Linked DNA regions of Mus musculus: all the other regions are linked to region 3. A link is a loop called in an ENCODE intact Hi-C map of the cell type or tissue named here. Cell type or tissue: left cerebral cortex. All regions are shown on one strand. Links, peaks and the distances in the headings refer to the core of each region. The heading gives the core; the rest is flanking DNA. Region 1 overlaps Fbxl2 (F-box and leucine-rich repeat protein 2). Region 2 overlaps Gm36883 (a long non-coding RNA gene). Region 3 holds the start of Gm29825 (predicted gene, 29825).

Evidence for each region. Hi-C counts contacts between places; a loop is a spot of excess contacts. Peaks named below come from ENCODE experiments on the same cell type or tissue, not always from the same donor. Only the 100,000 strongest peaks of a DNase experiment are listed, where the experiment ranks them.
Region 1: a loop joins it to region 3, with 7 times the contacts of the local background. A loop is called at or near these places in 24 of 42 quality-filtered maps.
Region 2: it touches region 3 in a loop (2.0-fold over the local background); 4 of 42 quality-filtered maps call a loop at or near these places.

Annotation. Positions count from the first base shown.
Region 1 is chr9:113,987,894-113,995,893 of GRCm38, forward strand. It overlaps Fbxl2 (F-box and leucine-rich repeat protein 2), which reads right to left. Exons shown (of 15, transcript NM_178624.6): 6 at 2,916-2,984; 7 at 2,725-2,820; 8 at 1,417-1,543; 9 at 1,227-1,301. Among named protein-coding and RNA genes, the nearest start is that of Fbxl2, 35 kb to the right of the region's middle. In left cerebral cortex, for the core only: CTCF peaks have their summits at 3,084 (motif pointing right) and 3,903 (motif pointing left); a DNase peak (open chromatin) is centred at 3,109.
Region 2 is chr9:114,045,427-114,056,361 of GRCm38, forward strand. Gm36883 (a long non-coding RNA gene) reads right to left here. Exons shown (of 3, transcript XR_379916.4): 1 at 10,006-10,935; 2 at 8,405-8,499; 3 at 5,223-5,553. Among named protein-coding and RNA genes, the nearest start is that of Gm36883, 6.4 kb to the right of the region's middle. In left cerebral cortex, for the core only: a CTCF peak has its summit at 4,985 (motif pointing left); a DNase peak (open chromatin) is centred at 5,552; H3K4me3 peaks cover 455 bases.
Region 3 is chr9:114,112,013-114,122,947 of GRCm38, forward strand. It overlaps Gm29825 (predicted gene, 29825), which reads left to right and starts at 6,076. Exons shown (of 27, transcript NM_001378688.1): 1 at 6,076-6,173; 2 at 8,458-8,528; 3 at 9,368-9,392. The coding sequence starts at 6,149. In left cerebral cortex, for the core only: a CTCF peak has its summit at 4,882 (motif pointing left); a DNase peak (open chromatin) is centred at 4,867.

The DNA.
Region 1 (8,000 bases), core at 1-8,000, 130 kb before region 3:
CAGTGCCCAGTGCCCAGTGCCCAGTGCCCAGTGCCCAGTGCCCAGTACCCAGTGCTCAGTGCCCAGTGCCCAGTGCCCAGTGCCCAGTGCTCAGTGCCCAGTGCCCAGTGCTCAGTGCCCAGTGCCCAGTGCCCAGTGCTCAGTGCCCAGTACCCAGTGCTCAGTGCCCAGTGCCCAGTGCCCAGTGCCCAGTGCCCAGTGCCCAGTGCCCAGTGCCCAGTGCCCAGTGCTCAGTTTCTGCCATGGGCTATATGGATCAAGCTCAAGTCCTTGGCAAAGCCAGCACTTAATTGACTGACTGAGCTATCTTCCCAGCCCACGGCTGCTATTCTCACTGGGGGATCAGAAGGGCTCCAGTGTGTTAAAAAGAAACTACATTGAGCTCTAACAGCTAGGCGGTTAGTAACAGCATTCCTGATTTTTTTTTTTTTAAGAGCCAGGCATATTGGCCCCCACCTGTAATCCCAGCTTTCAGTAAGCTCTCAGAGAGTAGCCTGGGCTATGCAGTGAGACCTTGTCCATCTGTCTCATATATTTATGTATATACATATATATATAAATATATCATATATAAATACAGGTATAGAAACTAACAAAGCTGATTTATATAATTCTGGGGAGGTGTCGATAGCCTTGTGCCAAACATGCTGCTATTATTATTGTTCTCTCACCTTACAAAGAGTCACAACTCCCATAAGGATAGAGGATGTGGAGTCAGGGCAAGGCTATGTGGCCAGATGCCAGCCACTTTGGGTATATGCAGCCTGGCAACGGGCTGACTGAGCACAGGTGCGGCGGGCAGTGGGGCCGCGCATAGGTGTGGCTGCGGGCAGTGGGGCCGCACAGTGGGGCCACGCATAGGTGTGGCGGCGGGCAGTGGGGCCGCACAGTGGGGCCGCGCATAGGTGTGGCGGCGGGCAGTGGGGCCGCACAGTGGGGCCGCGCATAGGTGTGGCGGCGGGCAGTGGGGCCGCACAGTGGGGCCCGCGCATAGGTGTGGCGGCGGGCAGTGGGGCCGCACAGTGGGGCCGCGCATAGGTGTGGCGGCGGGCAGTGGGGCCGCACAGTGGGGCCGTGCATAGGTGTGGCGGCGGGCAGTGGGGCCGCACAGTGGGGCCGCGCATAGGTGTGGCGGCGGGCAGTGGGGCCGCACAGTGGGGCCCGCGCATAGGTGTGGCGGCGGGCAGTGGGGCCGCGCGCGCACCAACGCTCGGGTCCATACTTACTGAGCAGGACTGCAGGTTGAGGCTCACCAGCTCGTGGCAGTGGTTCTGAATGTGTTTCAGAGCTTCGTCCTCTAACTGAGTGGATGGAGGAAATGAAAGAGGGGTGGAATCCAGGTGAGAGAATGGATCGGGCACCAAGATGACCACCACAGCAAGGAAAACAGGCTGACCAGATGTGTGACCTCTGTACCTGTGTACAACCCCTCAGGAGCAGGGCTTTCAAACCCCGGCACCCCCGCACCAGCGCCTCAATGCCTTCCTTTGTGATCTGGTCACACCAGGAGAGGTTCAGATATTCCAGGTTCCGGCAGCCCTCGCTGAGAGAACAAAGAACAACAGCACCCTGTGCAGCCTCCTGCAGAAGGTGCTGAACTCAGTACACCACAAACAACCTAGAGAGGAGACTAGGCCAGGGCCTGGCGGAACCACTTCCTCCTCACCCAGTGAAGCCACCAGGAATGCCTCAGTCCAAGGCACTGACCATACTAGGACTGGGTTTAGGGGTTCTCTGTGCAAGTGCACATATGTGTGGGTGCATGGTCCATATGGCCAGAGGTTGACTTCGAGGTATCTTCCTCAGTTGCTTGCCACCTTTTGTTATTAATTTTTAAAAAAATCAGTTGATTGTAATGAACTCACAAACAAAAAACATGACATAGTTAGATTAAGGTAGAGAATCAAACAAATACTAACCTAGCCTCAAATTCTGCACATCTCAGTGAGCCCCTGTGCAGTTAGAAGGGCCATTCCAGAGCCACAAGTTTTGCCTAGAATTTCACACGTTCACTATTAATTACAATTTATTGTACTTATCCACCATCAAAAGAAAATGATAGCACTGAAAATAGAAAACGGGGCTGGAGAGGTGGCTCAGTGGTTAAGAGCACTGGCTGCTCTTCCAGAGGTCCTGAGTTCAAATCCCAGCAACCACATGGTGGCTCACACCTGTCTGTAACTCCAGTTCCAGAGGACCTGACACCCTCACACAGACATACATTCAGGCAAAACACAAATGCACTTAAAAATAAATTTAAAAAAAGAAAATAGAAAATAATTAGCTTTAAAATCTCTTTCAAATTTTAAGTGTGTGTGGTTATATGTCTCTGAATGCAGTGGCCCACCGTGTCCAGAAAACGAGAAAACTAGAGGCAACTGTTAGCTGTCTGCCATGGTGCTGGGAACTTGGTTCCTCTGCAGGAGCAGTGCGTGCTCCTAACTGTGGCGCCCTCTCCCCAGCCCTAGCTTTACATCCTGCATTCTGCCCCCCCCCCCCTACCTCACAGGGTCTCTCAGTGAACCTGGCTGGATTCGGTGCCCCAATTCAGCGAGGCTGGTCGGCCAGTGAGCCCCAGGTCTCCTCCCCAGCACTGCAGCCCTGGGGTCACTGGCTGTCTACGTGGATTCTGGGACTTGTCTTTATTGCCTTACAGACAGAGCCACCTCCTCGGCCCACACTTTTTTTTTTTGACCCCCCTCCCCCAATGCCAAGCGCTCTCACCTGATGCCCTTTAAAGAGCTGTTGGTAACAGACACGCAGGACGTGAGATCCAGGTGTTTCAGCTTGGAACAGAATCTGCTAAGGCTGTAACACGTGCTGAAACGAGGCAGACATACTAAAGACGTTTCCAACCTTGTTTTCCGCCTGTCTCCTTGTGGCCACTCCCGCCCTAGACCCGTCCTTAACCCTACCTGTCAGTGATTTTCGTGCAGCCATTGAGGTTTAAATGTTCAATGTTCCGGCAGTTCTGTGCAAAGGTCCTAAAATGAGAAGGAAAAAAAGAGTTGTTTTTCCCCAACCTAACAAAAACGCTGCAAAGCAAAACACCAGTGGCTACAAGTGCTCTGGCGGCTGCAAGGTGGCCACTAGAGGGCAGCACAACCATCCACTTCAAACTGCTTTCCAAGTCCACTCTAACTCGGCAAAGGCCACAGACTCCTTGGCAGATACAGGGCTCAGTAACCTGGGCCGCTCCCAGACGCTGCCTACTGCTAGCCTGGCATAAAGACCCAAGCTACCTGTCAGCTAACCCTCCTCCAGCCCCACCTTGGGGGTCATCTGAGATGGGAGGCCTGATACTTCTCGACTGGAAAAGTCCACTTGAAGCAAGGTAAGACCTCTGTGCTGTGCCCTGGGGCACTCTGACCACTGTCAGTCTTGTTAGTATCAAGAGCCATCATCTACAGGCAAGAACCCCAAGTTATGAAGAACAGCTGCCTTCCTTACGGTGGGTGAGAGCAGGACCAGACGCAGAAAGCTACACATGACTACCGCTCCCTGCATCGTCCTGAGGCACTTCAGCGGGTCTCACGGGTCCTGGCTATTCCATGACATCTCCACCACCTCCAAAACCTAGCCACCTAGAGCCTGTATCTGCTCATTCTGCCCTGCTGTGTGAGGATGGGGAACCAAAGTGGATCCCTGGGGCAGGGCTAGGAAGATGAAACCCAAGAAGTCCATGGGGCTCATCAGGGGCCACGGAATCGAATGCCAGCAGCTGCCATGTGCTACCCTGATATGTGCATGTGAGCAACTCCCACGGCCGGGGAAAGAATTAGCTAGAAGCATGACACCAGAGATGCCATGCAGAGACCTTCAGCCTATGAGCACTTGCTGCTCTTCCAGAAGACCTCAGTCTCTTTCCCAGTACCCAAAGGCTGCGCACAACCATCTATAAATCCAGTTGCAGGGAATCCAGGGCCCTCTGATGGCCTCTGCAGGCACTGCGTGCCTGTGCAGACAAACACGTATACACATAAAACAAACAAACAAAAAAAGAAAACAAAAACTTGAGTCTTTAAAACCAGTCTGACTGATTTCTATGTTGCTGGCGATCATGGGCTCCCCACATTCTACAAGAGCATTCTCCCTCAAGCTACGTCCTGCCAGCCCCAAGACTAAGAGAGGGTACGATCCCCAAAAGAACAGTCAAACCAATGAAGAATCAAACTCAAAACAGCCTTTATAGGAACAAAATGTGTTCCACACCTAAGAATGTGGAGCTCGTGATGTCTGCACACACCGAACAAAAGAGGAAACTAAATCTGTAATGGACACCACTGCCCAATCAAAGTTTACTCAAACGGGACAGAGCAAGAACAGGGCAAGGGCCCTGAAGGTTATCACTGAGTCACCCAGAATGCTGTGCAGCTGCGGCACAGAGTGGCCGAGCTGAAATGTACTGGACGGACTTCTACAGCAGGAAGAAGATCAGTGTGGCTGAAGATTCATCAGGGACACTCCAAATAAAGCAAAGAGCAGAAGGCAGGGGGTATGCTCAGTGGCACAGGGAGCCTGGTGTGTACTAGGCTCTGGGGACAATTTTCAGTAACATGTGTACTCATACACACACACACACAGGAGCTAGTCTGTGGCATAGCTCAGTTATAAACCACAGATATGACATGTATGAGGTCCTCAGTATTGCAGGAGGCAGCGGGGAGGCGGAAAATCAATGTATAAAAATTAATCAGGTTTCTATTTCTATTAATGAACAATATGGAAGGTCAGAGCAAAGCATACATTCTGCAACAGCACTCTCCTTCCCAGCACCCGTGTGAGGTGGCTCACAAACACCGGCAACTCCAACTCCCGGGGATCGGATGTCCCCTCAAATATACACACCCCACCCCACCCCAACAGATAAGCATATACACATAATTTAAAATAAAAATTTTAAAGACTATTTAGAACTAAGTCTGACAAAACATGGATGCAGCTTTCACACTGCTCGGTGCGAGCCGTGAGGAGCTGAACACTTGAAGCTGACACGACAGCTCTGTAAGCAGGGTTGGAAACCAACTGTCAGCTTCCAAGACATGATGGCACTAGCTGTTGAAGTGTGTGTGGCCAACTATAAGACACAGATTGCGCAAGAATAACTGGATGTCTGCAGGCAAACCCCAAACCTGAATGTGTGCCCCTTTCCACATATAAAGACCAGTTCTGTTCAGGGGCATGGGTCAGTGGGAAAGTCCGGCATGAGTGAGACCCTGGGCTCAGTCACCAACAACTGTCCCCAAATAGTCAAACAAGGCGTGGAGAGATGGCTCAGCAGTTAAGAGCACTGGCTGCTCTTCCAGAGGTCCTGAGTTCCCAGCACCCACATGGCAGCCCACAACTGTCCGTAACTCTAGTTCTAAAGGATCTGACACCCTCATTCAGACACACGTGCAGGTAAAACACCAAAGCACATGGAATCTTTTAAGTCAAAATAGAGCTGAGTTGCTGGGCTGTGGTGGTGCACGCCTTTATCCCAGCACTTGGGAGGCAGAGGCAGGCGGATTTCTGAGTTCGAGGGCAGCCTGATCTACAGAGTGAGTTCCAGGACAGCCAGAGCACACAGAGAAACCCTGTCTCGAAAAAAAACAAAAACAAAAACAAAAACAAAAAATTAGAAAGCTTGTACGCAGTGGGCTGTAGAGGGGTCCAGCAGTCAAGAACACTGTTTGCTTTCTCGGCACCCATGTGGCAACTTATAACTCCAGTCCCAGGAGATTTGACACCCTCTCTGGCCTCAGTCAGTACCAGGCACACATGGTGCAAACTCATGAAAGCATTTACACATACACATAAAATAAAAACAAAAAAACTTTGTAGACTTTCACAAGGCAGGCACAGGGTGGGGTGCGTGTGACCCCAGGAACACAGCAAGTGCTTATGTTCTAGAAGAAAGACCTCAGTGAAATGTCTTTCAGGAAAAACCTCCCTTTGGGGCTAGAGAGATGGCTGGGCAGCTGGTAGCACTTGCTGTTCTTCCAGAGGATTCAGGTTCGGTTCCCAGCACCCACATGGTGGCTTCTCAACTCCATAACTCCACTTCTAGAGGAACCCAATGCCCTTTTCTGGTCTCTGCAGGTACTGCACATACATGGTGCACATACGTGCAGGCCCACACACAAACACAACAATTTAAAAATTAAATAAATCAGCAAAGAAGCTTCCTTTCAGACAGACAGACAGACAGGAGCCTGGGAGAGCACCCTTGCAAAGGTACTGTGCAAAGCACTGGTATTCACAATGAATTAAGAATTCTCAAAAATCATAAAATACAACCAAATGAAAAAATGGACACATGACCTGGACAGACATTTGCCCACACAGTTCATGGATTCAAAACACAGGAGCTCACTGGGCAGCATCGGGGAGATAGAGAAGAGCCACATGTAACACTGAGCACCGTTAGGGCCAAAGTGAAAAGGACACAACAGCCACACCAGGGCTTGGCAGGGCGAAGAACTGGAGAGTCACAGACTACACGGAGACTTAAAACAATTCATTCAGTTTCAAGACAATAGATCGGAGGCTTCTTAAGTTAAAGCTGGGGCTGGGAGACACTGCAATGTCCATCAGGCAGCCGTGCTGGGTGCCAAGCCTCACAGCCTGAGGTTGATGCTCAGAAGCCACGTGGCAGGAGAGAAGCAACTCCTGGGGCTTGTCTGCTGCCCTCCAACACAACCGATGGCATGTGTGCATACACACACTCAAGTGTTGAAGAGAGGGTGTACTGGCTAGTTTTGTGTCAACTTGACACAGCTGGAGTTATCACAGAGAAAGGAGCTTCAGTTGAGGAAATGCCTTCATGAGATCCAACGGTAAGGCATTTTCTCAATTAGTGGTCAAGGGGGGTTAAGGCCCCTTCTGGGTGGGACCATTTCTGGGCTGGTAATCTTGGTTTTATAAGAGAGCAGGCTGAGCAAGCCAGGGAAAGCAAGCCAGTAAAGAACATCCCTCCATGGCCTCTGCATCAGCTCCTGCTTCCTGACCTGCTTGAGTTCCAGTCCTGACTTCCTTGGTGATGAACAGCAGTATGGAAGTGTAAGCCGAATAAACCCTTTCCTCCCCAACTTGCTTCTTGGTCATGATGTTTGTGCAGGAATAGAAACCCTGACTAAGACAAATTGGTACCAGCAGAGTGGGGTATTCCTGTGACAACCTGACCATGTTTTGGGGAGGACTGTGGAAGGACTTTGGAACTTTGGGCCAGAAGATCGATTTGGTGTTAAGAGCTCTGTCGAATGTTGTGTAGGAGCTTGGAAGATAATGTTGAGAAGAGTGCAGAAGATGGAGTCCTGGCTTGTGAAATTTCAGACGGAAGATTAAAGACTCTTTTCAGGGCCATTTCTGTTTTGATTGTGAAGATTCTGTGGTTCTGGTTAGCTGGGGCTGAAGAATCAGCTGTGATTAAAAAGATACCAGAACTACTAAAGCAAAAACTTTGCATTACTGGGACTATTGATGCTGGTTAACTGGAGCTAAGAAATTAGCAATGATTAAGAAGAGACCAGCATCATTGAGGTGACATCTTCTGGGAAGTGTTTTTTGGGAGCACAGAGGCTGTGTTCCAGAGATAGCCAAGGTTGTACCTTGTGCTGTGGCTGGACTTGGTATTGTGTAAGAGTCACCCAGGTGGTACTGGCTTTGAAGGCATGAAGGGGTCATGCAGAGCAGCTGAGGCTCGGCACTGTGAGAGGCCATGGAAGGCCATTGGTGAAGGTGCAGCCTCAGTTGCAATTGATGGCCCAGGACTGAAGGGGTCATGCAAAGGAGTTGAGGCTTGGCACCATGAAGAAAGCCTATGAGAGGCTATTGGTGAAGCCTAGTTACAGTGGAAAACAGCAGCATTTTGGAAATGCCAGTACCATGAGATGACCACCAAGAACAGCAGCAGAAGTGGAGTACAGGCAGCTGGAGCCTAGAAGACAAGGTGTGTGCTACAAAGGGCATGGCTGGGGAAGTGACCCAAGCCCTTGGAGGAGCCTAGAAGATCGTGAGTT
Region 2 (10,935 bases), core at 1,721-9,720, 66 kb before region 3:
TTCCTGCGGTTTAATTACCTTTTCTCTCCTTCCTCTTGTCCTTTCTCTTTCCCTTCCTCCTTGTTTAAAAATTTTTTAAATTTATTTTTGTTTGTATTTCTGCATATATGTGAGTAAATAACCACGTGTGTTTGGGTGATCATGGAGGCCAGGAAAGAATATCCGATTCCCCGGAGCTGGAGTTACAGGACGCTGTGAGCTGCCCAACCTGGGTGCTGGGAAGTGAATTCCAGTCCCTCTGGAAGAGCAACAAGTAACGCTAAGCTGCTGGGCGTCTCTCCAGCCCCCTCTCCCCTTCTGTAGCACTGGGGATTGAAAGCAGGGTCTCCTGAAACGGAAGCAGGCACTCCGCCACTGAATTACTCAGTTGGCCTGCGTCTCCTGCATGTTTGACTTACCAAGTCCCATAAGCTGGCCTCAAATTTGTAATTCTCCTGATTTACCAGTGCCTGCGTCGTTGGGTTACATGCATGCACCGCTATACCCAGTTCAAAGCACAATCTTTTGAATGTAAACAATGGGACTCGGGAACGAGCTGCTGCTGAAGTCCCTTCCCACCGCAAGCTCTAGACATCCCTGTGGTCCCAAAGTGTGGTTCCACCGAAGTCCACTCTTGGGAAACAACCAGTGAATCAGGCCTACTTACAGAGCTAGGGGTGAGGGTCACAGGCGGGAGCATAGGTGGCCTTAACAGGGCCGCAATGGAGGGTTGCACTCAGCAGATGGCTCTTCTATGGCTGTGTAGTGGAGCTCCTTCCGGCATCCTTCCCCACAGACCTCCTCTAGCCCCGCCCAGAAATCCAAGGTTGTGCGCAGAGCAGAACAGGACACAGCTGGTTGGGCAGAGTGCCTGGACACTTAAGTGAGGGTCCCATGACACTCCGTGTCCTCTCCTTCCAGGAGGGAGGGGCAACAGCTGGGATCTTGGGGGATCCGGCCCAGGGGATCCTGAAGATGGTAGCGGTTTCGCTCTGAGGATAGTCCAGTATGGCAGGGTCTGATTACTCTTTAGTTCTCATCTGTAAGTGTAACAACTTGGGATGTTTATACCTGCTGGGTGCATGCAGAGTTGTGGCGGGAAGCCAATGGGGAATAGAGCCCCAAAACGGAGGAAGAATTTGATGATGAATCTAAAGATAGGACACGGGCAAGGGGAAAATGCAGAGAGATGGTAAGCAATACAAAACAAAACACAAAACCAACCAACCAACCAACCAACAAAGGTGAATTTGGAGCCAGGAGGATGGCTTGGCAGGAAAGAAAGGCTGCTGCTTCAGTTTGGTCTCACTTTACACAAACCTGATGTCATCTCGGAAGAGGGACTCTCGACTCCTCGAGGAACTGCGTCCACCACACTGGCTGGTAGCAATGTCTTTGGGGCACTTTTTTCATTGCTGATTGATAAAGGAGGGCCCAGTCCATTGTGGGTGGTGCCATCCCTAGGCAGGGGGCGTGGCTATATAAAAAGTAAGCAGATGGAACTTCCGGGATGTAGAAGTCTTTAAGACTGCTCTAGAGGAGTTAGGTTCTGTTCTCCACACCCACAAGGAAGCTCACTCCCATCTATGACTCCATTCCCAATCTGTCGCTCTCTTCTGGCATTTTTGGGCACTGCATACATGCCAGCAAAACACTCACATACATAAAATGAAATAAAGCAAATATTAAAAGAAAAAGAAGAAAGGTAGCTGGATGTGAGCCTGGGAGCAAGCCAGCAAGCAGCATTCCCCCGATGATGTGCCCTGCAGGCTCCTGCCTTGAGCTCTTGTCCTGTCCTCCCCACGTGAGTGCGGACTTCAACCAGTCCACCCCGAGTTGCTCAAGGTCGTGGTGTTTAGCACAAAATGACAAAGCAAACTCGGACAGCAGAGGACCTGAGTTCAGCACCAAGATTCCATGAACCAAACTCAAAAGTCGTCTCTCACTTTCACTGTGAGCCCCCCTCCCTCCATGAAATACCAATAGTAGCAATGAAAAGAAGAATAAAATAAATTAAAACAGAAATAGAGCCGGGCTGTGGTGGCGCACACTTTTAATCCCAGCACTCGGGAGGCAGAGGCAGGAGGATCTCTGTGAGTTGGAGGCCAGCCTGTTTGCAAATCCAGTCTCGTGTTCCGTGCAGGTAGGCAGTGGTCACCTCGTACTGTGCGCTCCCGGTGGCTCCCGGTGGCTCCCGGTGGCTCCCGGTGGTGGGCTAGAGGCCAGGGTCAAGGCCCTGGTCCATCCTCCTGGTTTGTCTCCAGCTTCCTGCCTGTGTCTTTCTGACCTGCCTCTCAGGAATGGTGGCTTTTGGTGCTGCGGGGAGGGGCGTGAGGTTCTAAGGACTTCGGAGCCTGAGCTGACAAAGGAAACCGAGGTAGCTCAACAGGTCAAGACCTCACACTGTCCTGACCACCTGCAGGCTACTCTCAGCTACTGAGTATGGTGAATGAGGCCAGGCCTTTAGAGGCCGGCTTTGTGGTAACCGGAGGGTGGGGTGATGCCTGGTAGCACTTGACCAGGAGTGGTTGGCTTGTTTGAATAATATCCCAGGCTGGCAGAAAACTGAAGCCTGCTTTCCTGGATAAACAGGAGCCCTGCTGCTCTTCCCGGTGAGGGCGGGTATTTTGGCTGGGAAACCTCATCCTTAGAAGTACAGTGGAACAGAGCATCTGAGGAGAGGCCGCTCGGGCAGGCACGTCTGTTTCACCAGACGTCTTGATTCTGAGGAAACTATTTAAGCATTGCATCTCACATCGAGTGCGTTAAGTAGGGAGATGATGATGATGGTGGTGGTGGTGGTGGTGGTGATGGAGATGGGGATGATGATACAAAATCCACAGAGCTCTTGCTGTGACCAAGAATTCATGGAAAGTAGGTATCTGCAAAGACTCACTGGTTGGTTAAAACTGCAGTGATGGCCGGGCTCGGTGTCTCACACCTTTTATCCCAGCTGTCAGGAGGCAGAGGCAGGTGGATCTCTGTGAGTTGGAGGCCAGCCTGGTCTACAGAGGGAGTTCTAGGATAGCCAGGGCTACACAGAGGAAACCCTGCCATAAACAAACAAATCCCAAATCAACCAACCAAACAAGAAGCCTGCAGTGGTGTGGAGAGGTTGGAATATTACCAGATGGCATCCGAGGCCCAGAGCAAAGCTTCTATACCCTGACCAAGGGAACCTGTAAAAGAAACATTTCATCTGAGGCACCCAGACTCCGAGGACAGTAGAGTTCACAACCAACATGGTGGTAAGTGATCCTCCCTTCTCCAGGGTCAATGAAGGGAGCAGAGTGGGGGACTGGTGAGCCCAGTGGGGAAGACAGACTTCTCTAGGATCGGCTTCAGAGAGGCAGCTCGGCTTTATTCAGGATGAGCAATGCTTATATAACACTTTGGGGAGGGGGGAGGGATATCCAGGGTGGGCAAAGGTCATTGGGTTAAGGAGCTGAGATACGTCATCAGCATGAGGAGGGATTGCAGGAATCTCGGGGACTTGCTGAATGGGTTTCTGCAGGCAGGCAAGCAGCCAGGCAGCAGAGAAAGGGGGTGGACTTGTAATTTTTCTAAGGGCTACATGATGTTCCTCAGATCCTGGGGGTCCAGGACCCCAAAATAGAGAAGAGGAAGCTCAGGGCTTTCTGCCAGTGGAAACATGGCTGCAGGCAGGCAGGCAGGCAGGCAGGCAGGCAGGCAGGCAGGCAGGCAGGCAGGCAAATAGCAGGCATGCAGGCAGGCAGGCAGACATGGCACTGCAGCAGTAGCCAAGAGCTTACATATGATCTATAAACAGGAGGCAGAGAACTAACTGGGAATAGTAGTGTGGGCTTTTAGTACCTCAAAGCCACCCCCAGTGACACACCTCCTCAACAAGGCCACACCTCCTAATCCTTCCCAAACAATTCCACCAACTGAGGACCAAGCACTCAAACACATGAGCCTATGGGAGCCATTCTCATTCAAACGGTCACACCGATGAACTCTAATGCATTTTAAACTTGCCTTGATTTACGAGGTTCTTGGTTCTGTAAAACTATAGAACTGGTTCTACATTGAAACATGGAATTTGGGATAGACTAAGTCTGAGTTCCTGGGTCGTGTTCATTCAAATGGCTCCAGAACAGATTGTCTCTTGTTCCCTTTAAGGTGAGAGCTGTAGTTTGCTCCGACTTTGTGGCTGTTAAATGGGAAGCCTCAGGGTACTGCAAATAGGACACAGAGATCTGTTAAGCTCCAGAACTGTAACTCCTTCTCTGCATCACTTCTGGGACACACTTGTGAAAGACAGTGATTCACCAAGCCATCGTGGTAAACGCATTGATGGCCATAGTGAAGAAGTAATTCTGGGAACTCTCATGGCAAAAAGATGATGATGACAGACCTGCTGGTGGTGAGAGAGGGCTTAGCCTCTGTCTTAGTGAGGGTTTTACTGCTCTGAACAGACACCATGACCAAAGCAACTCTCATAAGGACAACACTTAATTGAGGCTGGCTTACAGGACCAGAGGTTCAGTCCATTATCATCAAGGCGAGAACAAGGCATCATCCAGGCAGGCATGGTGCAGGAGGACCTGAGAGTTCTACATCTTCATCTGGAGACTGCTAGTGGAAGACTGCCTTCCAGGCAGCTAAGACTAGGATAGCAAAGCCCACACTCCTTCATGTAAGTTTTAAAAACATTTGTGCTTAAAATGGAGAGCTTTCAGGGTTTGAGTGGCAGTTTGTACCATTGCCCCCCAAACACATCCCTCAGCGGCCTCATGAGCACTGGCCTGGTGGCACATGCTTTTAATCCCAGGACTCAAGAAGCAGAGGCAGGAGGATGAGGCCAGCCTGGTCTACCTACTGAGTTCCGAGCCAGCCACTGCCACATAGTGAGACCCCATCTTAAAAAAAAAAAAAAAAATCCCCGCCCCGCCCCCAGGGGGCTGGACAGATGGCTCAGCGGTTAAGAGCGCTGACTGCTCTTCTAGAGGTCCTGAATTCAATTCCCAGCAGCCACATGGTGGCTCGCAACCATCTGTAATGGAATCCAATGCCCTCTTCTGGTGTGTCTGAAGACAGTAACAGTGTACTCACATAAAATAAATAAATCTTTAAAAGAACTAATAATCCCCCCAAACTAAGCATACTAGTCTCGTAGAGCTAGGGCATTGTATTCAGGAACATGAAACAAAACAGGAAGCAGGGACCTATGGACCTGGCTTATTGGAGACACAGACAGGAGGATCCCTTGAACCCGAGAGTTTCAGAGAAGCCAGCTTCATCTTTAATAAAGAACAACAGCAAGGCTCAAAGAAATAGATCAGGAAGGGGTACTGTGTCAGAACAAAAGAAAACGGGGCTCGGGGAAGCTGATGGTGACGTAAGACGGTGACGTACACTTCGAATGCTAGCACTCAGGAGGCTGAGGCTCTGGGAACAGCAAGTGTGTGGCTCTCCTGGGTTACATGGCAAGAACTTGTCTCTTAAAACAAAGCACACAGGAAGGAGGAAACAGTACAGAAAAGGCTTCCGTGGAAACCAAGACATCCTGGAGCAAGGACTCAGCAGATGGTGGACTGCGGCTGTAGTTTCCTGAAGAGACGGACAGAAGATAGAAACCGAAGGCGGCGGCGACGGCGGGTGTTCCGGGAGACACAGCATGGTGAAGAATAGAAGCCGGGAGTTAGTCTGGATTGTGTTAATTATACCGTCCGTATTTATTTTTAAACTTTTCTATATTTTAGGGGTTTTGAAACTGTTGTTAGTTTTCGTTAAAGTCTTGCCATGACACTCTGGCTGCACTGGAATCTCTATGTAGACCAGGCTAGTCTTTAATTCACAGAGCTCCACTTGCCTCTACCTTCAGAGTGATAGAGTTACAGCTCTATACCACACCAGACGTTTTAAAATTTTAAAATTAGGTGTGTGTGTGTGTGTGCGCGCACATGGGCATTACCTGAGAATTGAACTCAGGTCATCGGGATTGGGGCAAGCACCCCTAGCTGATGAGCCATCTCACCAGCCATAGGAAGTTCCTCGGAGCAAAGAAAACATTGGCTCAATAGTAAACTGGACAGGATACTGAGAGCCTGTGCATAACTAAGAAATATGAGCCAGGACATCTGCTCCTTCTCCGCATTCCTTCCTGTTTCCCAGAGCAAAAGCCAGAAGAATTTGGGCAAGTATTAGTTACTTATATTCAGACTTGTCCAGTGTCCTATTCTGAGTGACGCTACTGTCCTGGTGTCATGGCTGAGAGAAGTCAACACACTCTCTGGTGCTCCCGGTATGGCTGTTAACCCGGTAAACAGCTCATTCCCACTTCCTCAGAAGCAGCTTGCCTCCAGCTAACATACTCACTGTCTCGTGAGTCCGCGCCTGTAGCTAGAGGCAGGTGTCAATCACACCCCGGCTGATGTCAGGGTCAATGAAAGGGGCACCCACTGCTCCAGAAATGTTTCAGAAAGGAGTTAGCAGTGAGGAACCCAGGCCGTGTGCAAGCAGCCATCTCACGATGGCTTCAGACTGTGATCCTGACACAACCTAGAATCACTTAGGAAGCGAGTCTCAGTGAGAGATTGCCTACATCAGGGAGGCTTGTCTTAAGTTAGCTGTTGTGTGGCAAGACAGTAAGCACCATTCCTCCATGCCTACACCAGCGCCTGCCTCCAGGTTCCTGACTTGTGCTCTTGCCCTGATTTCCCTGCATCGTGGACTGTATACTCTAAGATAAATAAACCCTTTCCCCCCTGTGGTGGTTTCAATGAAAATGGCCCCCACAGGCTCTTAGGGAGGCGCATTACTAGGCAGTGTGGTGTAGTCTTGTTGGAGTGGGTGTGACCTTGTTGTGTGGGTGTGGTCTTGTTGGAGTGGGAGTGGCCTTGCTGGAGGAGGTGTGTTACTGAGGGTGGACTTTGGGGTTTCAAAGCCCAAGTTAGGCCCAGTGTCATGCTATCTTCCTGCTGCCTGGGATCCAATTGTAGAACTCTCAGCTTCTCCTGCACCACGTCTGCCTGCTCACCATCATGCTTCCCACCATGATGATGGTGGACTAAACATCTGAACCTGTAAGCCAGCCCCAATTAAATGTTTTCCTTTATAAGCATTGCCATGGTCATGGTGTCAGTTCACAGCAATAAAACCCTAAGACACTCCCCAAGTCGCCTTTAGCCACGGTATTTATTACAGCAATAGGAAGCTAACTTAGACAATAGTTTAAAGCAGAGAGAAATGAGTGCATACATATTTGCTCGCTTGCTCTCCTGGCTTTCTCCTCTCGTACCTGTCAGGACCCCTGTCCATGGGTGGCACTGCCCATAGTCAGCTGGGCCCTCCCACGTCACTCATTGATCATGAAATACTCCACTGGCAGCCTGGCCATGGTGGCTTACGTCTTTAATCCCAGCACTTGGGAGGCAGAGGCAGGCGGATTTCTGAGTTTGAGGCCAGCCTGGTCTACAGAGTGAGTTCCAAGACAGCCAGGGCTACACAGAGAAGCCCTATCTCGAAAAAACAAAAAAAATACCCCACTGGCATGCCTGCAGGCCAGTGTTATGGAGGCATCTCCTCAACTGAGGTTCCTCTTACCAGATAACTGGATATTGCATCAAGTTGGTAAAGAAACAGGCAAAACCCCCAACCGGCAAAAAAAAAAAAAAAAAAAAAAAAAAAGCCACAACCAGCCCCACCCCCACCAGGGCAGTTGTAGGTGTGATGTGACCTTCTGGGTCATGTCCCTGCCACTGTGACTTGCCTCCAGGTTTCTTTCGATCAGTGTTTTATCTCACCAAAAAAGAAAAGCAAACTAGAATAGAGTCTTTCGTGAAACCTGAGAGTCCAGCGCAACTGGTGCCCAGTGCGCATGCCCAGGATCTGCCTCTCTGCCCCAACAGCGCTCGACTACAAGTGCTGAGCTCAGATGTTTTGTGGGTGCTGGGGAACTGAACCTGGGTTCTCCTGTTCACACATGCTCTTTCCCCATCAAGTAATTTCCCAGACTATGACTCTGTTTCTCGCCTGACTTGGTAACATCCCAACCTCCCGTCCCAGTCCCAGTCACTCCACCCCGAACTTCAGCATTTCTTAACCCCACCCACATCTCCGTATGTGGTCTTTTCATTAAATGTTTTTGCCCCTCAGAAAAGTAACTTCAATTTTTTATTATTGTTATGTTTATTATTTTTATTATCTTTATTGTTGCAGGGTTTCTCTGTGTAGCCCTGGCTGTCCAGAAGTTACTCTGTAGAACAAGCTGGCCTGGAACTCTAGACCAGGCTAGCCTCAACCTTAGAGATTCCTTCAAGGCATGCACCACCACCATCCAGTGTGAATTCATTATTTTTAAAGTATTTAATCAATTGCTTGTGGAATAAAACTATTCAATGAACATTGCATGCTTCAAACATATAGTACTGTGTGGGCTTTGAAAAATGTCCACACTCACCTGATCATTATGGTTCTCTGGAGAGGGGACATACTTCAGACTTGTGTTCCTGAACCTTTGGGCAACTCTGTGTGGCTGATAGTGTTGAGGCTTTCCTGGGGAGACAGGAACAGACGTCTAGTCACCCCAGATCGGACACTATCGACAGATTAAAGAAAAGGTCTGACCCAAGTCTAGCTGGGTGAGCCAGCTGAGTTTATTTGGGTTATTCTCTGGGGCATGTGTCACCCAAGCTTAGCTGTACCCTGAAAGGCCCGCCTCAGCTTGAGTGACAACCCTGAGGCTCCGGCTTAACCTGCAGGCAGCTCCACCAGGGAGTCTTCCCCCCCTTAGCAACTGCTTGCTGCTTATAGAACCTCGGAGCAAGACCCTGGAACTTTTGCAAGTTTCCCCAGTTTGTTTAAGTTTCTGAAGATTGGGGCTTCCTAAGTCCTTGAATCTTAGGATCCTTCCTCCCTCTGTAGGTGATGGAGCCATCGCAGGAAGTAGCTACTCAGTACAACAGGCCTTCATCTCTGACTTCTTTTTCCTTTAAAAAAAATGTATGTATGTATGTATGTGTGTGTGTGTGTATGCATGTATGTATGCATGCATGTATATACATATGTATGTATGTATTTTTAAAACAGCCTCCCACTATGTAGCCATGGCTATCCTAGAGCTCACTATGTAGACCAGGCTGGCTTTGAACCCCTAAGAGTTCTTCCTGTCTCTGCCTCCCAAACACCCATATTAAAGGTGAGCTACCCCATACCTGGCTGGGTTTTTTTTTTTTTTTCACTTTTTGAATCAAATTTCATTAAAATGGAATCATATGGACGAACCTTTTTGCATTTGGCTTCTTTTTCTCCATATTTGGTTTTATTTATTTATTTTGGTGTGTGTGTGTGTGTGTGTGTGTGTTTTTAAACATTGGTTTATTTGTGGATGTGTGGTGTGTTTGCCCCAATTTGAATGTGGAGGTCAGAGCACCACCAAAAGGAGTTGGCTTTCTCCTTCCCCTGTGCAGGCTGCAGAGATTGAATCAGGTCAAAGACTACTGGGCAAGTGCCTTCTACGCTTGGGACTTTTATCTATCTATCTATCTATCTATCTATCTATCTATCTATCTATCTACCTACCTACCTACCTACCTACCTACCTATCTACACCTATCTATCTATCTATCTGTCTGTCTGTCTGTCTGCCTGTCTATCTATCTATCTATCTATCTATCTATCTATCTATCTATCTATCTATCTATCTATCTATCTGTATATGGGTACACTGTAGCTGTACGGATGGTTGTGAGCCATCATGTGGTTGCTGGGAATTGAACTCAGGACCTTCGGAACAGCAGTCAGTGCTCTTAACCGCTGAGCCATCTCACCAGCCCTGTTTGAGACTTCTTGCTGGCCTGTTTTTATGATACATTTTGTAGGCTCAGGTTGCACTTGATATAGCTAAGAGTGACCTTGAACTTCTGACCCTTGAACCTCCTGCCTCAGCATCTGAAGATGCTGGGATTGAAGGCTCACACCCACACCCCACAGATGCCCACATTGAGGTTGAACCTGAGGTTTCACGTATGCTGAGTAAGTGTCCAGTCCTTTGCAACCTACCTTGATCTTCTCCTTGCCAGCTGGTATTCTATTCCACTAGAACATGTCACCATGTGTCACGCTGTTCATCCACTGATGATGCCCAAGCTGCCCCTGATTGGCACAAATGAGGGAAGTATGAGTAGTTCTGAACAAATCTTTCTGTGGATGTCCGTTTTTGTTTCTTCTGTATAGACGCCACAGTGTTTTTCCAGGACAGGAGGCAAGCATACACTCATGGGAGACAGCTGGACAGTTTTCCCCTGTGCTTGCACAAATTATACCTCTAGAACATACCATTTCCTCGGAGGAGGACAGGCCAAGACAGACCTGAGCAAAGATAATGTTTAAAATGCCATCAGGGTTAGGTAGTGAGTTGCAAAATGACTTCTATGATGTTTAGCAGGCACTGCCGTCAGATGGGTCTCCTGGTGTTCTTGCAGGCAACTTTCAGTGTCTCCTCCAGCCCAGACATGTGAGATCTCACCCCTAGGTTGTCTTGACAACTGCTAAACTGAAAGTATCTAGGTAAATTCACTTATACTTACATGGGAATGAGTCTCAGCCCTCACCCCATCAACACCCTCAAATACCTACATTTGAAATGGGAAACTTAACCACCTAAAGGGATTAATTCACGCTGGTTGCTTTGGAGGAGAGCTGCTGTCCTTTTAGTGTAATCTGAAAGTTATGTGAGGGCTAGCAAGATGGTTTGGGTTGTTAAAGGCACACACACACACACACACAATTGAAAGTTGTGTGAAGCCTTGGGCTACGTACGGTAGCACTCACTATCTGTGGGGGTGTTGGTGGGAGGGATGTGAGTGTGAGGTTAACCTGGGCTAAATAGTGAGCTCCAGATTAGCTTTGGCTCATGTAAATAATGTGAGCTGGAAAATGATGTCTGTCTTGTGCCTGATGTGGTTCAAATCCCAGACCATACTGTGAGAA
Region 3 (10,935 bases), core at 1,441-9,440:
GAGTGGGTATGAGTGGGTCAGCCCACGCTGCCCTGAGTGAGTGGGTATGAGTGGGTCAGCCCACGCTGCCCTGAGTGAGTGGGTATGAGTGGGTCAGCCCACGCTGCCCTGAGTGAGTGGGTATGAGTAGGTCAGCCCACACTGCCCTGAGTGAGTGGGTATGAGTGGGTCAGCCCCCACTGCCCTGAGTGGGTATGAGTTGGTCAGCTCAGGCAAGCCTGAGCTACCCTGGTGTCTGTTCTTGCAGGAACATGCTACCAAGGCAGCCGGGGACTGGTCCTGCCCCTGGCTGCAGACAGGAAGGGCAATATATAAACCTTCTGACTGGGGCTCACTTAAGTTTCTCCCCACCCCACCCCGTGTACATAGCTTCTACTCCCCCACACTAGGTCATTCAAGTCTGGAGTCACCAGAAAAAAGAAGTCGCTGTTTGGGGGATGGCAGATGATCAAGAGTTCAGACAGCTGCGATGAACGATTAGTTGTGGTTTCTTCTCACAGCCTCGCTACCAACTGTGCTGCCATCCATGTTCAAACACTATTAAGTGAGAATGTTTTCTCTGGCACCAATCCATCTTCTCCCCACAGTTTAAGTATTGATTTAAAAAAAAAAAACTGAAGTAGCTTTGGTTTGCAGCTCACATTTAAAACTTAAAAAAAAAAGTTATTTCCATAAAAGTTGGCAGAAACTGGCCACTGTTCATTCCCCCAGTGGCTATAATAAGCCCTTGCCCACTGACAATCTAACAGATCTTTTTCTGTTTGCCACTGGGTTGCGTTCAATAAAATTTTTGTGCTTAACATTCCCTTAATAAGGGCTCCTAAGAGCACCATTTCCTTCCTAGGGCAGGCTTTGTGGGTAATGTTCCCAGCAGCTCTCCTGGATTCTAGAGGTGACTGGAGCCCCAGTTAGTGGCCATTAGAATGTCTTGAACTCAGACAGATACTCAGGTACTGAACTCAGTGCTCAGTGTTTGCTTAGCATGCCCAAACCCTTGGTTCACTCCCCAATACTGCGTGTGTGCAAAACACACACACACACACACACACACACACACACACACACACCCCTTGCCTGCTGTGCATCCCAAGGTTCCCTTTATTTCAAGGGTGATGGCTCACACCTGTAACCCCAGCACTGGAGAGGTCAAAGGCAGGAGGATCAGGGGTTCAAGGTCATCTTCAGCTTGAACAAAAAGAAGAAGAAAAGAATCTGTGTGTTGGCTCACCCCTTTAATCCCTGCACTCAGCAGACAGGGCACGGGGATCTGTGTGTCTTTGAGGCCAGCCTGGTCTAAGTAGCAAGTTCTAAACTAGGCATGGCTGCACAGTGAGACCCCGTGTCAAAACAACAAGAAGTAATCTTGAACCTGATAGGCTGTTGGTCAACCTCACATGCACGTGCATACACTAACTTTTCCTTGGTATCTCTCCTCTCTGGAAGTCAAGTCTAAAGGCTGGTATGGGGTTCACACCCATCATCCCAGCACTTGGGGGACTGAAACAGGAGGACTATCTTGAGTTCAAGACCAGACCGGGCTATAAATCGAGGCTCCAGATCTCAAAATACAAAACCAGATTATAGGTTGAGTCTGAGTGGCTACAAGTGATAGATAGCCCTTAGGGTGTGACATTCAGACTTCTGGAATTTCCTAGAGTTGATCAGATGGGTCATTGTGATGGGGTCACTCACAGATAGCCCTTGCTCCATCCTGGGGGGGGGCACAAAGGATAAATAGACCATCTCAGCGCAGACTTGGAAATCCCCATAAACTTACACTGCTTGCTTTAAAGAAATCTTGTGTTTGTTTTGTTTTGTTTTGTTTTTAAAGGACAGGCCAAGCTGTTGCTGATTAAACAAACTGTAGCATTTCAAACCACAGCATTGTCAGCCTCGAACATACTGGAACACACTGCTGAGTTGGGTACCCAACTTTTAAAGGCCCCAACTCAAACAGTATCCATATTATTTACCCTAACTCTAAAGACAAGGGCCTTAAGGCAAATTCAGGAGCCAGGACGTTCTCTGGAATTCTGGGGAAGCAGCTAGCCTCAGCCCGACCACGCTCCAGTCCAGCCTCCTTCCTGCCCTGGCCACGCCCCAGCCCAGCCTCCTTCCTGCCCCGGCCACGCTCCAGGCCAGCCAGTAGGTGAAGAAGAAAATACTTGGGTCCCCGCCTCAGGCTCTGCCCTCTGATGATTCCAAATTTTATCTGCATCCTGAGCCTCTCAGACCAACCTCAGGCCACCAGCTCTGTGCCAGATCCCTTCCCCGCCCACTGGTGCCATTAGTCACTTTCCTGTGGCTGTGACCAAATACTGACAAGAAGCAGTTTAGGGGAAGAAGGGTTTATTTCAGGGTACGGTTCAGGAAGACATTCCGCTGTGGGAAGAAGCGGGGCGAGGTACCAGCTGGTCACATTCAGTCGCCTCGGGAGCAGAGAGATGAACACCCGTGCCAGCTCACTTTCTCATTTTTCAGTCCTGGGCCCCAGCCCAGGAGAGGGGCCAAGCACAGTTAGGGTAGGTCTTTCTACCTCCGTTTACCAATCGAAACTCCTTCCCTCACGGGCATGCTTAGAGGATTGTCTCCTGGGCCATTCTAAACCCTGTTTCGCTGACAGTATTAGCCTCTCACCGATGTTGGTAAATGAGATGTCATTCTTCCTATCTTTCAGGCCCACATTCTGCTGCCGTCTTTGAGACTTCTTACATTCAACACGCACGCCCCATTATCAACTCCCAGGATGGCGCTTTCAAAATCCACATAGAATCTAACCACTTAGAATGGATGCAGCCATTGCTCTGGGAGACCCTGCAGCAGCCCATCCCCAACACCCTCTGCTCAGGTTTCCTGTGGCAGGGCAGTGAGTGACTGACTGTGGGGCCTGCAGACACGCCACCGTGCAACCCGAATGCTGGCACCCTTCAGCACAACCCAAAGGCTTAACTACAGACTGTCGGGCATCTGTCTCAGGCCCACATGCCTGCCCAGCCTTCCCTCCTAGGTCCTGGGTCCATGCCTCTCCTACAGGTCTCCCTGCAGCGTCCTAGATCGACAATCGCTACACCCTGAGACTTGATGCCCCAAGGCCAATCTCACCTTATCAGTCAACCCGATCGGTTGTCAACCTCATTCCAACCCCTGCTCCTCCCTGCTTCCTCCCTGCTTGTTCTCCAGTCAGCATCCTACAACTAGGAAACCGAGGTTCCTACAAACACATGAGCATTCCTCTTCCTGCAGACTCCAAGCTGTGAGGACAGGGCGGGTGGTTAACATCAAAGGTCAACATCCAGAATCACCCAAGACTTGAGACTCCAGGCCTGAGACGGGGTTTCTAGGTTTCCTTACCTGAGGTGGGAAAGCCCACGGTAAATGCAGCTAGGCCTGTCTAGGGGCTGGACCCCAGATGGAATAGAGAGAAGTGAGCCTATCGCCAGCGTTCTACTTCCTGCCTACAGATAGATGCTCCAGCAGCCATGACCTCCCTCCATCATGAACTTAAGCTGCTGTGACTCCTGCCGCCATGACGTCCCCTCCCAAATCCACCCTGCACCACTTCTCACCATGGTGACCTCCCATCTCCGTGACCTCCCACCCCCACTGTGACATCCCACCAGTGTGAACTCCCACCATGGTGAACTCCACCCCACCTGTGACCCCCCCTCCCCCGAAACCTCCACCACCGTGACCTCTCTCCCACCCACTGTGACCTCCCACCACCGTGACATGATAGCACGATAGAGTCCACCCTCTTACTGAGAGTCAGACAAACCCTTCCGAAGTCGCTTGTGTCATGTATTCTGTTGCAGCTCCCAGACCAGGAACTAACAGAAGCAGCTTTTCCTTTGGTGACTCCGCATGGGACCTCTGCTGTCAGTCAAATGCCTAATGTGGAACAGGAACCCCACAGGCCTTAGGAGAATAAAGAAAGCTAAATCCACCCCTGGCCTGTATCATTTCTAACCCTGAGACTTATAACCGGGTACTGTTCACATTAAATGACATTGTAACCCCTGGTGTATTCTGAGGACTCCAAGAAACTGAGCAGAGGCCACCTTCGGTTGTTGTGAGCAAGGAGGAGCTCAGGTTAGGCCGAGTGAACCAAGTGAAGGTGACCCTGAGGCCCCAACCTCAGCCTTTATCTTCTGCCACCTTTTGTCCTTAACAAGTGGCATAAAGGAGAGGAACGTCTGGAAGGACGGAGAGACCAAAGAAATTCTCCAAATATATTTATCATCTTTTAGTGTTTTTCTTACTTAAAAAATAATACTGATTTTTCTTCAGGGATGAGAAAGCAGACCACAGAAGACTGTCTTTCTGAACATGGGGGAGACACATGGGATCAGAGGGGAGACGAACGTGACTTTGAGGAGGACAGACTAGATGAAGGGAACACATGTGTGAAGGGAAAGACAGGCATGAAGACGTGTAACCATGAAGACAAGCGTGAATACTGAGTGTGAACAAGGGGAAGTCAGGCTTGTCCTTGGTAGGGAGAGATGGTGGCTTCCTTCTTACTTTAAGAAGAGAAGGCTGTGAGATATCAACAACCCAGGCACTTGAAGAAAGAGGAACGCGGAAGAGAGGTTCCTTAGCCCCTGTGGACTAGACAGACTCGTCCATCTCTAAAAAGTCGTCCACATACTCCACAACCTCTCCCTGTAAGAGATGGCAGACACCTCAGTTAGGCAGGCCACAGGGCACAAGAGGCGTCAGAGACAGGAAGAGAGTTTCCCAGAGGACTTCGTTTAAAACTAAACCTCATAGGATTCTGAGGATGGTCTTGGTGGAGGAGTCAATAGACCTTTGTTCCTCTTCCCAATGTACCACCACATCCAACATCAACAGGCTTTCATATGGTGCCATCTTGTGGTGCTCCGTGGGAATGCAGAAGAGAAGCCCGGGCAACCTTCATGGAAACCTGTCCAGTGGGGTTGAAGCTGGAAAAATAAAAAAAAATAAAAAAAAATTTAAAAAGAGTTTATTACTCTTTCTCTTCTGCTTTTCAGTATTCATTGTGTGTTGGCGTTTGGTCTGTTGCTATGCACTGTAGTGATCAATGCTGGTCCCCAAGATCTGGCTGCTGCAATGAGGAGATCCTTGGTCAAGAGGAAATCATCGCATATACCAAGTGATGCTATGGAAACTTGCTCCTTAGTTTAAAGCTATTGGTTAAATAAACAGGTTGACAACTCGTAACTGGGCAGAAGAGAGGTAGGCAAGGCTTCAGGTGCGGGGCTTGGGGTCTGAGGCAGAGAATACCAGGAGAGAAAAGAGAAGAAGAAGGAAGATGCAGGGGTAGGTGGAAAGTGAGAACATGGCAATGAGGGCCAGACATTTGGAAAGGAGTGGGCCATGAGAAACATGGCAAGTTGTCCCTGAGGATCATTGACTGGAAAGTAGACTGACTAGCATAAAGGGTGGATATCTGCCCAGCTCTAGTGCTTTTAAGGCTTATTATAAATTTAAAAGTTTTGTGTCTTTATTTGGGAGGTAAATGATCAAAAGTGGGGTAGAAACCTCCAATTAATCTTTCTACATTAATTATGTCTTTAATTGAACTATTAAGGACAGATAGACACATGGTTGGGGCTGTCTTAGTTACTTTTCTATTTTTTTTTTTTTTTTGTGATAAAACACCATGACCAAGTCAGCTTGTTAAAGAAAATATTTAACTTAGAGTTTAAAGTTTCAGGGAGTTAGAATCCATAGCCATCATAGCAGGGAGCAAGGCAGCAGACAGGCAAAAATGGCCCTGGAGCAGTAGCTGACAGCTCACATTTTGATGTGTGAGAAAGAGATTGAAAAAGACCTTTGTGAAGTAGGCATCTAAACAGGGTTCTTTAGAACCATGTAAGCAGATGAGAGAAAACTAACTTTGTAGTTGATCGTTCTTAGATCAAGAACATTGGTATTTATAATAACCCACACTGTAGTCCTGAACTTGTATGCGCAGACTCGCCTAAGTAGCAGATGTTGGCTGTCATGGTATGATTATGAGTTCACTATGCAAGCTCTGTGACTTATGGCTGACCCGTACCTAGTTATGTTCAGGCCTGAGAGCTGAGTGCCAGTATACTTTGAGATTTCCTCAGAGTACACGTCTATAACTACAGAGCGATAGTAGTGTTGGAATCTGAGTATAATGGGTAACTGTTGTGATACCCGAGGTATGATATTACTAGCCATTTAGTGCTTTTGCTTCAACTAGACTGGTTAATATTTCTCAAAATATTTTGTGTAAATACTTATAACTGCTGTATTATTAGAATTATGTTTTATTTTATTTTATTTTATTTTTGAGACAGAGTTTCTCTGTGTAGCGCTGCCTATCCTGGAACTCACTCTGTAGACCAGGCTGGCATCAAACTCAGAAATATGCCTGCCTCTGCCTCCCAAGTGCTGGGATTAAAGGCATGCACCAGCACGCCTGGCTCTAGAATTATGTTTTATTATATATTATATTTTAGTCTACAAAATATTTTGACATTAGAATTTAATGTGTTTGTATGTATGTATGCGTCTATATATATTTGTATTTCCTCCCTCAAGATTGTGCTTCATAGACATAACACTATATCATAAACATACCAAGAAATAACTAAGGTTCTCTGTTTTGAAATTATTAACCTCAGAAAAAAGGAGTGGCTTCACAGTGGTGGGGATAAATTATGATATAAATCTCCCACTATAATGTGTGCCTATTTTCATTTTTAACAAACATTCCGTGTCATTTTCTTATTAGGTATATTTATTCACTAAAATGTAGGTATGTCTTTTCCACATATGTGAAGGTTTAGAGTGTGTACCTACTCCATATTGAATAATTTAAATCCATAATTTATGATTTATCCTGAATTGTAGACATCACAAATAGGTAACATTGTGACCCACATCTCTTTGGAGTGAGGTATCACCCAATAAGTTGATTATTTTGTTCTGGATGACTGATCACTATTTCAACAAATGAAGTAGAGAATAGATGAATTAGACTGGTGAACTAACTAGAGAGTCAGGAATTATTTACAGTAATCCGTGAGCATAGTGTTCGTATATGGTGAACAAAAAGAATAGTGTGCAGAGGTAATCGTTCTGTGCGTGTAGAAACATGGTGCTGAAAAGATGTATTAACCCTTCCTGCTGTTTTCACGTGTGATGTGGTTTATTTATCCTGACACTGCTTCAGAGAGCTATAGCTTTCTTGATGAATTGGGCAAAACCTAAATATAAAGAGGTTCATATTTGTGAAAAGCTAATTAACCAAGATGGTAGGTTTCCAGTGTACACGTCAGGATGTCTCAAGTCTGTAGAAGTCCTAGGCATTATCTACTTTATGACATCAAATCCATGGTCACTTTATCACAGGACACCACTGTCACATTTCAACCTAGTCATTGCAAGGAAGTACCAGCCCTTCTCGTCAGCTCACAGATGCGTAGGACTGGGATCCTTATCCTCACACCTGGCCTAAAGCCAACTACAAATAGAGAGATCTTTAATTGATATCTGGTGGAAATACAAATGTTACCCTCAAAAGTGCAGAGACCTTGTGAGCCACAACCTGGGAGAGTGACACAAGTACTCAGAATATCTACCCAGTTTTTAGAGCCCCCATTACCCTTGGAGCAACTCTCACATAGAGCTGAGTTAGAGGACTTGAATGGCCAGCAGGATCCAGATACTCCTCTTCCTTATCACTGTTCTTTTTAATCTGGATGCTACAAAGCACATGAGAATAAAAGGAGAAACAAGGCACAGGGTACTTATTATTGTTTTCCAGAAGTCAATAAATTATTGCATGTCAAAGGATGAATGGATCAATATAGTTACACCATGTCCCTTATACTAAATTCACTTCCCCAGGAAAATGTATGTGTTAAAAAGCTAAAATTCTGTGTTTATGATGAATGCAGAATCAGAATGTGTCAACTGATGGAGGTTGAAATATGCTTGTGAGATGTGATGAAGAGATTCTTCAGTCCTTTTGGGTTTCAAAATGCTTAAAGGGAAGGATGATCATATGTGGTTTCATCGTGACATTTATTTTAATGAGGAGAATGAGATGTCTTGATAGTAGAGGTGCTTGTCATTGCACCTGATATTCTGTCTCTAACCCCAGAACCCCAAATAATAGAAGGCATAACTAGATACCAACAGTTGCCCTTGGATGTGCTCCCTCCCAAACTGAATCCATGCACTAGGTAGTTACATATTAAACCATAGACCCTTATGTTGCTTTATATTCCCGTCCTCTAGAAAGCAAAAGGAAAAAAAAGGGAAAAAAAGCTTTTTAGTTTTCTAGTCTTTGCCTATACTCACCATCAGGAAAGACAGCCCAGTAGTAGCCTAACTGAATCTAATCACATGTACTGCCTCAGTACACTTTTATCGATGTCAAAATGCTTGTGTAAATAAGTGGTGCCATGAGCTGACAGTGACTTTCTGTCCCTCTAGTCCTACCTCAAGAATGTACTGACACACCCTTCTCAACTGATGACCGTCCTCGGACAAAATCCTCACTGACCGTAAGAAGCCCTCTTCCTTTATATAAGAGAAAATTACTTTAATGATTCCCGCATGTGTTTATGACTATAGCACACTTGAAAAAGTAAAGTTGATTAAGTGTTTCATGTATTAAATATTTTATTTAGGAGGAAAAGGAAATGTAATTATATCAGATCGGGATTTATTAGAACTGTATCAGGTAGTGACTTTGAGTCAGGGCAGACTGTCTTCTGGACAATAATATTCTGCCTTCAATACCAGTATGTAAATTTCACTCAGAAGGTGGCAGGCATATCATTCATGTAGACTTGAATGTTTACATAAGCGTTTACTCCTTTTATGGCTTCTAGAGCCTGTGGTTTAGGTTGAATCTGATTATGTTCCCCAAAGATGGATGTAGAGGAAGCATCATATGTCCTAGCATGGCATGTTCAGGTGCCAAGAACTTAAGACATAAGGATGCATGCAAATGATTGGCGTGCATCCCAAAAGGGGATAGTATCACTAAATAGGTGTTAGCTTCACCATATTGTCATGTAACTCAGCTAACCTTCAGTAGAAGCCAATGCATAAGGTTGCCTGATGTGGCACTTAGTCAGTAAATATGGGAAACACTCTAGTTTTTGTCACAAAGTAGGCATCTTGAGGTATTCTGTGTCAGTATCACATAATATACTAATACGGAACATTTCCCCTGAGTCTCTAATAGTCAGTAAGAGTCAGTAGATTAGTAAGAGATTTGATTAGCTCGACAAACTTGGTACAATTATGTCCTGTCAAGAGGTGAACCAAAGAGTTGTACAAACAGGATTGAGCATCATCTAAGTCTCTTAAGTGTTTTCTTTCCTGTATGTTACAGGTGGGCTCCAGAAAACGCCGGAACAGTATGTATCCTGCAGTCGCTGAAGACATGTGTTAGATATGAATTGTGTTAATACTGCTTGTCTTTTGTCTGGTTGCACCACAGTGAGCAAATCAGCTTGTATTGATTGAAAAATCAGATGTTTGTTCTTAAAAAAAGTGATGCCTGAAGTGAGAAATTGTAGCCCTGTGTGTACAGCTGTGACCTCTTTAGTTTGTTGTTTTGTTCACGAGGCTGCCTCTAAACCTATCTTATCTACACAGATATCCAAGTTACTCAACTCAATCTACAGAGAAAAAGTTTTGAAAAAAAGTCAGAATAGACAATTTACTCATGTGTTTAAAGTTTGCCACAGCCACATGTGGTAGGTTGATTTGCATTTTTCTAGGCAGATGAATAAACCAAGATTCAGAGTAAGTGACAGAGATCTTTAGATATGCAGTGCAGCATTAGATTTAACCCAACAGAGGGCGTAAAAAATAAAAACAGGGAAGACTTTCCAGTTTTCTAGCATCAGCCTGTAATAACTCAAAGCTACAGGAATCCCAAAGACTGCTGGGACTACCACAGTGCTCAGAAGACCTGGGCAGTGTAATTCACCTGCCTACAGACATGAACAAGGATGAAAGAAAAGCCCATGTTTTTGTGCAGATTACTGACTCTGTGCTCCATTGAAACTGGCTACATGTATATGAACGGAGGTCATGCTAGGCTTGGTTGGTTCCTTCTAGTAAAACCTGGCGAAAAGCTTTAAAGGATTGACACTATTTAGCATGAACACAAAGAACAAAACAGCTAAGGCAAAGCATTCACTAAGAACTCTGGTCACCACCTAGATACTGATCTTTGCTATCCAATTTTAAAAAAAATATATATGATATTTTTGCTTTGGTTTTATTTGTTTGTTTGTTTGTTTGTTTTTCTTTTGAGACAGGGTTACTCTGCCTCTGACTACAGGAGTAAACTACCACTTCCATGGAATACACATACAAAAGGGAGGTACATTCTATGCTCCAAGAGACTTTCCTCTCAGTAGTGGTCAGTCTCCACATTTTAAGTGTGAATACTGAGAAGATATATTCAGCAGCGAACCACATGACTCAATATCATTATTTCAAGTGTTTTCTGCATAGTTCATCTATAGTGTTAGCACTTTGCTACACTGTGGTTTGATTAAGGGAAACTAGTGTGAGAATATGAAGTAGCTCAGTTGTGTCATTGTCAGACCATGCTTAGGATGTCCATGACCCAAAGTCTGTATCTTAGTTCTACATAAAATGTTCTCAGGATAGCTTCATCCTATTAATACTTATCCTAGAGAAGTGAAGGAAGGAGAAACACAAGTTCAAGTTCATTCTTTTCTGTAGAGTGAATTACTTGCTAGACTAGAATAGACACTTTTCCCGAAAAAAAAATTTTATAAACAGAGAAGGTCAGACTGGTGAGAGAGGCATGACCAGGTATGGTGCACTCTCACTGCCCTGCAGTCAGTACCAATATCTAAGCAGAAACTAAGAAAGGCCATACAGGTGGGCAGTGAGTATGTCACCTACAAAGTAATGTGA